2 separate regions of the Homo sapiens genome follow, and region 1 is linked to region 2. A link is an interaction called in ENCODE POLR2A ChIA-PET data of the cell type or tissue named here. Cell type or tissue: GM12878. All regions are shown on one strand. Links, peaks and the distances in the headings refer to the core of each region. The heading gives the core; the rest is flanking DNA.

Evidence for each region. ChIA-PET counts read pairs that join two places held together with the same protein. Peaks named below come from ENCODE experiments on the same cell type or tissue, not always from the same donor. Only the 100,000 strongest peaks of a DNase experiment are listed, where the experiment ranks them.
Region 1: POLR2A ChIA-PET joins it to region 2 with 5 read pairs; 2 of 35 experiments call an interaction of 5 or more read pairs at or near these places.

What each region holds. Positions count from the first base shown.
Region 1 is chr7:12,220,301-12,224,712 of GRCh38, reverse strand. TMEM106B (transmembrane protein 106B) reads right to left here. Exons shown (of 8, transcript NM_001134232.2): 4 at 328-487. Among named protein-coding and RNA genes, the nearest start is that of TMEM106B, 11 kb to the right of the region's middle. RefSeq lists a silencer at 1,503-1,703. In GM12878, for the core only: no CTCF peak of the experiment used is centred there; no DNase peak of the experiment used is centred there.
Region 2 is chr7:11,610,922-11,615,333 of GRCh38, reverse strand. All of the region lies in intron 2 of THSD7A (thrombospondin type 1 domain containing 7A), which reads left to right. Among named protein-coding and RNA genes, the nearest start is that of THSD7A, 220 kb to the left of the region's middle. In GM12878, for the core only: no CTCF peak of the experiment used is centred there; DNase peaks (open chromatin) are centred at 1,853 and 2,349; H3K27ac peaks cover 395 bases.

The DNA.
Region 1 (4,412 bases), core at 121-4,120, 610 kb before region 2:
ACTATGTCAACACTTTGCTAGAAGTTATTCAGAGTCATATGCTGAAAAGTAAATTGTAATACCTTTTTTCTTTTTTTAGTTTATTTTACCCTCCTAAAGACATTTTCAAATGCTAAATCATTCTGTATATACAGAATTGCCAGTATTTATTATTGCTATTTTTAGCAGAACCAGAAATGGTAGAGAACGTCAATACAGAAAAGACATACAGAAAGCACACTGACCAGTGTCACATTTAACAAACATCTCTTCTCAATGGGGACAAAGGTGCTGCTTAATAGGATAAAAGAATGAAGTTAAACATTTTTCATATAAATTTATACTCACTGTGATATTTAAATAAATTGTACGCTTCTGAACATCATAACTGACATAGGCTGATTTTACACCAATGTATTTCACGTCGATAGAGCGAGGGAAAAGGAAAAACACAGCCAATCCAGAAAGGAGTAGACAGACAAACACAGAAGCCATCACATACAGCTTTCTGAAAAGGAAAAGAGGGTATTTAAGTACATGTGCATCAGAAATTATATAACACAACATTAGAGAAGGTATGTTCAATTTCCCCCATATATCAGCAGCAACATATATAAGATGCTAAATGTTACCAAATTTTCACATCTGAAAGTATTGGGTATGGTTGAGTCTGAGTCTATTAAGTGTTAAGATGTTCTCTTTAAAAGATGAAATCGGCGGGATGCGGTGGCTCACGCCTGTAATCCCAGCACTTTGAGAGGCTGAGGCGGGCGTATCAAGAGGTCAGGAGTTCGAGACCAGCCTGACCAACACAGTGAAAAACCATCTCTACTAAAAACACAAAAATTAGCCAGGTGTGGTGGTGTGCGCCTGTAATCCCAGCTACTCAGGAGGCTGAGGCAGGAGAATAGTTTGAACCCGGGAGGCAGAGGTTGGAGTGAACTGAGATCGCACCACCGCACTCCTGCCTGGACGAGAGAGCGAGACTCTGTACCAAAAAAAAAAAAAAAAGGAATCACATTTTTGGACACTGAAATTTTGGGCTTAAAAACAATAGAACATTTACTTTTTTGACTGCCAGAGCAGTTTTCACATTAGATTCAAGCTGAGGAGCTTCATACAAACGCACATTTCAAAACTCCCTCTGAATTCACTGAAGCAGAATTTTCACATGTTAAGTTTTGCCATTACATGATCCCCTAAAGTGACTGCTCATCAGAACCATCTTAGAAATAATAATGATGGGGAAGGGAGAGCATTAGGAAAAATAGCTAATCATGCTGAGCTTAATACCTAGGGGATGGGTTGATGGGTACAATAAACCACCATGGCACACATTTACCTATGTAACAAACCTGCACATCCTCCATATTTTTAAAATTAAAAAAAAATGACACAACCACATGGCTCATCAATGATTCTTACTATAATTAGTCTTTTTTTGAGTATTCTCATCTCAAAGTACTTACATACTCAGTTTTTAAGATTTTTTTTACATTGATCAACTCTGCTTTGAAGGTGTTGTTACATTTCTTTTTCTAATCAAGAAAAGATATTTCATGCAGGTATAAGACAAGGAAAAATTTGTAGGTAAAAACTTCCTCTTTTCAAGGTTAACCTCAAAACCAGAGTTCAAATAACTATTTCCTGTTCTCTCTAACATACAAGTCCTCTATTGGATGCCCACAACATCCTTTTTTTGTTTTTGAGTCTTGCATGACAATTACTTATTTTCCTTACAATCTACTTATACAAAAATTTTCCATTTTATTGTTTCTTCCACTCTCCGCCACCATTTCCTTTCTAAATGCTCTGATGGATTTAATCTTTGTATGTATTACAAGAGCAATTAAAGTGCCTCCTGCAGATATTTTATAAATATTTCTTAGTGTTTTAAGTTGCCCAAGTTAAGAACAGAGCAAACTGGTTTATTAAAAAACAAAATAATACAAGCAAACACAAATTTGCTAAGTCACTGCTACTAAGTCCATGCTGTTGTCTTGAGCAATCAAAACAGTTCCCACTCACTCATTTTGGACTCTCTCAACCTGAGTAGGGGTAGTGATCCCCACTGGATTACCTAATAGGAAATTTAAACACGTTTATAGTATCTATAACACACCAAAATACATAAAAAGGCATAAGAAGTGTTTAACATCATCATAATAAAATCTGAACTTTGTTGGATTTTCTACACTTCAGCGTTTTATTTTTAATTACTTATGGGCGGGTGAATCCATCATAATCTAGTCCTTAGGGCTTATAAGTCAGTCCTAGTTGTGAATAAATGAATCATGTTCTAAATTACTCTGTATACCACGTTTGTAGCCATAACGAACATTACTGAACCTGGTGGGACAATAAAACAACATTCCATCTAGTATTTCATTCCAAATTGAAAAGTTGGCTAGTTTACTGACAAAATATATGTCTCCATTACAAAATTAACTAGTAATGATTTTTCTTATGGCTCTAGTGATAGCAACCAAATCCTGGGAGTTATAAGGTGCTAATGAAGTTATGAAAGTTGTGTGGTATATCTGCAATCAAGTTAGAATTCCATTTTTGCCATTTCCTACCTGCAGTATTTAATGCAATTTACTTTTCTTCCTCTTTAAAATCCATGTTTGAGGATTAAATGACATAGCTAAAGTATACAGACAAAAGCAATTGATAAATATAATTTTCTAATAATCTTACAAATCACTCAATTTGTAAAGAAATAAAGACCCAAAGTTGTTCCCAAAATATTATAATTTTATTACAAATTGAGAAACAACAACTGTTCTTGGCCTTGTGTGAGCTCTGAGGACTATTCTCTCTGCTCCTATTGGGTGGTCTTTCCTCAGCCTCAGGTATGTTCCTCACACATATATGTTGATCAGGACACAGCTGCAGGCTTAAGAGCACCCTCTCCAGCTCTCTACCTTCTGGTACTCTGCCCTGCTAACTCTAGTCATTTTGGCTTTCTGGACACCCAGTTCCATCTCCATTGAGGAAGACCACTGAGCTCTGCCTGGGTTGGTTCCTTCCTTGTGCTGCAGGCTGGAACCTTTCTCAGACAGTAAGCTGGTACAATCACAGGGCTTGCTGGTGCAATCATAGGGCTTATCTCCTTTGTTTTTGCTTTCTCAGGAATCACTGCCCTGTGCTGGCTGATGTCCAATGTCTGAAAATATTGTTTACTATATTTGTCCAGTTTTACAGTGATTTCAGGTGGGGTATTTCAGGCATTATTCTATTTGGGTCAAAAGTGGAAAATTCAATTTCTTTGATTTTGTATCTCTTTGGTCTTATTGCTAAAACTCTTGCTCCCTAAGGCATTTACATAATAACTTATTTAAGTATAAAATTTCCAAACTACATCAAAGGTACTCCTAATAATGCAACTATTAAGTACAGTTTAAAATTTGTTGTGATTCTCTTTGCCATTTGGAACACAACTCCCGACATTTATAGTCACAGCACAATGTTTTCAAGTCACTTAAAATAATTATTTCAGTTTTGTTAGTGTCACCAACTTCATATACAGTTAGAATAATGTTTCCTTTTGTCTCAATTTTTGGCAGTTACTTTTGATTTCATCTTTTAAGTTATGTAAAAAAAATGTACACAGATACAGACACACACACACACACACACACACTTTACTTGCTTATCCACTCCCTCTTCCAAATTCCTTCCCAAACTCAGAGGTGAACCAATTGTATTAGATTTGGTTTATCATCCCATTGTTTGTCTCTTTGTGTGTATATGTGTGGGTTTGAGTGTGTGGTGTTTTCAAAGAAAAACATATTGTCAATATCACACTGTGGTAAAATATAGTTCTCCTTCCATTTTACCATTGTGTACACATAGTATCTTATTCCATCAGTCCTCTATTATTGGTATTTACATTGTTTCCAGTTGTTTGCTTCTGCAAACATTGGCACAATAAATAATTTGCGCAAATACCATTTACTATATTTGACAACTATCCTGAGAATAAATTTTTCAAAGTAGGATTTCTGAGCCAAAAAGTAAATGCAGATGTAATTTGGCAAATAATGCCAAATTTTCATTCACTAGCAAGGAATGAATATACTTGTTTTCAGTCACTACTGCCAACAAAGTATGTTGTCAACATTTTGGATTTTTGCCACTGTGATAGAAATGGCATCTAAGTGTAGCTTTAATTTGCATTTCTATTATGAGCAAGATTGGACATCTTTTCAAATGTTTAAAGGTCATTTGCATTTCTTTTTTGTGAACTAGCTGTTCATAGCTTCTATTTTGCTTTGGAGGTTGGCCTTTTTCTTCTCAAATTCTGAAGCTCTTTATAGAGTAAGGATATTGGCCCTCTGTCTGTGATATGATTTGTAAACTTTACTACTTAGTTTGCTATTTGTATTTTGACTTCAGTTAAGGTTTTGTCTTCATCCTGTAAAAGTTCA
Region 2 (4,412 bases), core at 173-4,172:
TCACCACTGACTGTTCAATATCTTTAGAACCAGAAGCTGCACTCTATCTGGTGAAGAATAGCCATGTACCTCTGTGGCTGCTTGTCTTCAAGTCAGGGTGATCATGTCCCTTGGTTGCATACAGTTGTGTTTACATCCCTTCCAAGATGCACGCAGTTGCATACACCTTATGAAGCTTAGGCCACATGTGGAACTCAAGCTGCAAGGGAGCCAGAGATATGTAGTCTGCATCTTTCCAGCCTGTGATTCATAAGAAGACATGCTCCAAGGAGATTGAAATAGAATGGAATTAGACAGTCTATGAAATTTGCCATAATCAGTTCCCTCCTTTGGATATTCGATGTTTATAAAACATTGGTTCCAATCCAATATTTCAAATATCAATAACATCATCAACATATTATTGAAATTTCACTTTCTTTTTTACAAAGGAAAATATATTCACCTTCTCCCCAAAGTCTCATTAGTCACTGCACTTCATCTCTTCTTGATGTTTATTTTTTCTCTAACTTGGCTATAATCCAAAATTTATCTTAATGTGCATTATGTTATTCACCACCAACATACTCTATATAAATTATAATAGGAAATAGTGAGTAAAAAATAATGTAATTAATAAAAAAAAATACTAGAACAAGACAAGCTAGCACAGTCCCAATTTCTGTCATTGATAACAAGGCTATAGTTGTGATAAAACATAATTCTTTCTGTGTGTATTCAATTTTTCTTTAGCTTTCAGCTAGAATATCCAGCTATTCAGTATTCTTTATCTTGGGAAGTGACCCCAAACTTTAATGCTCTTGATTTGAGCTTGTAGATCCGCCTTCCTAACACCAGCTACAGCAGTACTGGGAGACACATACATTCTGGATCAGCCACTCAATTTGCCTGTGATGATCACCACCAATCACCACATCCAAATAAGTAATCACCACATCCAAATAAGTAAATCTCCCCTTTTTGTTGCCATTTGATGTAGAGGCACAAAGAACCACAGACAGCTTGTTGGCTGCCTCAGCTTTCAAGTTACGGGAAGTATTGTCTCCTAGTGGAAGCGCTCACCATTTATGAACTAAAATCTCTAAGGCAGGATGTCCAGAGTTATAGTTAAAGGGCAACCAAGAATTTTCCAGTGGATTATTAGGTGTAACTCCCTATCCTACCCTTTGATTCCTGGAAATATATCTTCTGGCTCTGAGAAGAATAATACCATATATTTGCTGATGGTTCAGTTAAAACATCCCAACTTCACTAATTATTTCCCAGTTGGCACCTTAACTGAAAATTCTTTTGACCATTTTATCTTTCCACAGGGTCAGTTACTCCTGGATGATGGGTTATGTGTTAAGACCAGAGAATTCCATTATGGTCATCGTATTGCTTTTGTTCATTTGCAAATAAGTTCTCTATTCAGAAGCAATAGGACATCATGACTGAGAAAAGGCCTTGAATAAGGGTGGCACTGACAGAAGCATGGGAGACATAATAGGCAAATCCATAAGCAAAATAATTGTTAATTCAGGGGAGATCAAACTACTACCCCTTCTAGGACAAAAGAGTTCAGTGCTCAATTTACTGCTGATCGTAGAATTGTTCACCCAGAGTGTGGCGCTGTGCCAGAGTTTAGGGTTATCCTTCACTGCTGATGGGAAAAACACTTGAAGTGATTGTATCCAGTTAACTTTGGTAAAAAGAAGTGTATATTTTGGGGCCCATACAAATCTTCATTCTTACTAGTCTGACTACTTTTTCCATGAACGAACACTGAAATGACTGTAGAAAGAAACTGACTGACGTTCATAGGAGTGAGAGGTATATTTCAGAAATAAAGGAAAGATATGACTCTGCACAACAACCTGAAAGCCCCATATGTTATTATCACATGACTATGAGTTCCACTGAGCCGTAACAGCCAGGTTCAGAGCTGCTGGTATTAAACCCTAAATGAGCTGAAACTACTTTGTATGTTTTGCTCTGAGATTCACCCAGGGCTGCCAATTAGTTTACTTTGTAAGTGGATCAAATCAAAACACTTAAATGTTGTGTATGCTTCTCTAAAATCCAGAGAGTTCCATCAAATGTTTTGTCTCTTTCTTAGTGTTAGGAAAAGCAAGGTATTGCAATTTGTCTTTTACTTTGAATGTAATAAGTCCAAGATTGTGGGATACCCAGAAACCTCAATGTGGTGGGAATCCCCTGAATTTTTATTATATCTATTTCCCACCTCTAACACTCAAATATTTTACCAAAGATTCTAGGGAACTTACTACTTTCTGGTTTTGAGATTTTATTGACATAATGACATCTATATAGATGTCCTATGGGATAATGACATAAACAAAATCCCTGTAGATGAAACTGTGACAAAGAGAGTTGATGTAGCCCAAAGGTAAGATAGTGAAACGGTCCTGCCCTCCTTACCACATGAAAGCAAAGAGGAAATACAAAAGGTCAACAGGTTTATAATAAGATATTCATCCTCACTAATAATCAGAGAAATGCAAAGTAAGGCAACTAAGAGTTAACCACTTATCATCCTTCCAGTTTTAAAAATATATCTATAAAAGTTTGATAGCATTAGGTTTTGGTTAGGATATGATGAAATGAGACTCATACACTGCTTATCAGAATATAAATTACGATTGTCATGTTGGAAGATGATCTGGTAATACTGTTAAAATATACTATATTAAAATGTCTGACTCAATAACATCGCTTCTGATACTTTCTCAGTAATTTGTATACATGAATTTAAACAAATATTAATGTCTAAGAATGTTTACTTTTGAAGATTTGCAATGTGTCTCAAGGAAACACATATATATTCACAAGTAAGTATCTGGTCACATGTGTGACAGATTTTGACTGTCATACCTACTTCAAGAATATAAAAAGGAGGCAAAACACTGAGAAAGGATGTGTGACATGACTTCTTTGACGAGAACTGTTTCTGCATTCTTTATTTGTACCTAATGAGGAGACTTTCCATGAGACCTCTTCATCTCCTGAGTTCTGGGAACCTAGAGAGTGAGAGCTGGGATGATTACTTTGGTGGTGGTGGTGTCAGTCGAGCTTGCTGTGCCCTGGGATGCCTGCAGCATGGGCCCTACACTGTCACGGTCAGTCATGACTGTCAGAATCAGTTAGGCCGTGCTATGGAGAGGGAGAACAGCATGGGGTCATCATGGGTGCGATTCAGTAGAACCTTTGGAGGGACACGGAATCCCAGAAGCCAGAATCTGGACTCTTTTCCTTATGTAATTCAGGATATAATAGTTTGGAGTTGGGGGCAATGTCATGAAGGGCTCAAGCCTTCTCAGAGAGCTCCATATGGCAGCAATTAGAAAGCTAGAGGGCCAGTAGCAGCAATTCTATGAGTTTGGACTATTACTTGATATTTCTGGGTCTCAGTTACCATATCTTTCAGGGGAGCAGGAAAGATAGACAGATAGATAGATAGATAGATAGATAGATAGATAGATAGATAGATAGACAGATGATAGTGTGTGTGTGTGTGTGTGTGTGTGTGTGTGTGTGTGTGTGTGTTTTATGGTACTTTATGGCTAGTTGTAGCAATGCATTCTGGATTAACCTACAACCTTCAAAACACTCCTGTGTTTTCATATATTACTTAGTTTTATAAAAAGTTTAAAGCCTAGTAAATTATAATATTATTAAATTTATAAATTTAAAATATGAATGCATGAGTATAAGTACAGTATTCATAGTAGCTTTTCTGGACAAATAATGATGTTTAATGCCTAACAAACCATTAAATCAATGATGATAGGTATTATTAATATTAACAAAATTGACCATTAATATTTATTACTTTGTAAACATTTAATATAATTATTTTCACAAGTAATATACTAGATCTCTTGCCTTAGTACACAATTATCCATTAATATTAGAATTAGTACACTCTGAAGAATAGCCTTATTAAGCAGTTATCATAAAATATGTAGCTGATTTAATAATGATTTAAAAATACATTGTAATAGATCTTCCCTTCCCAAAATGAAAATCCATATATGTAAAAGTGTCATCTGCATATACTTAATACATTGCTTCCCTCTTCTAAAATAATTGGATTCATTTATTTTATTGCACATTAAATATTGATTAAGTTAGATCTTCTCTAACACTTGAGATATATAAAAGAAAACTGTATTTTAACTTAAAAAAAATTTCCAGATTATCATAGTATTGACAAATATGTAAAATAGAGGTTGAAGCAAGGTCCCTTAACATCTGTGGTTATTTCCCATTTATACTTTAATTTATAACTTGAACTCATGCTTGTCTTATAGCGTGTCAAACAGGCATTTAAATAGAGAATCTGGCTGTTCTTTGTGTTAATATCCCTTCGGCATCCTCTTCCTTGTAAATTCAACAAAAGAGATTTCTAC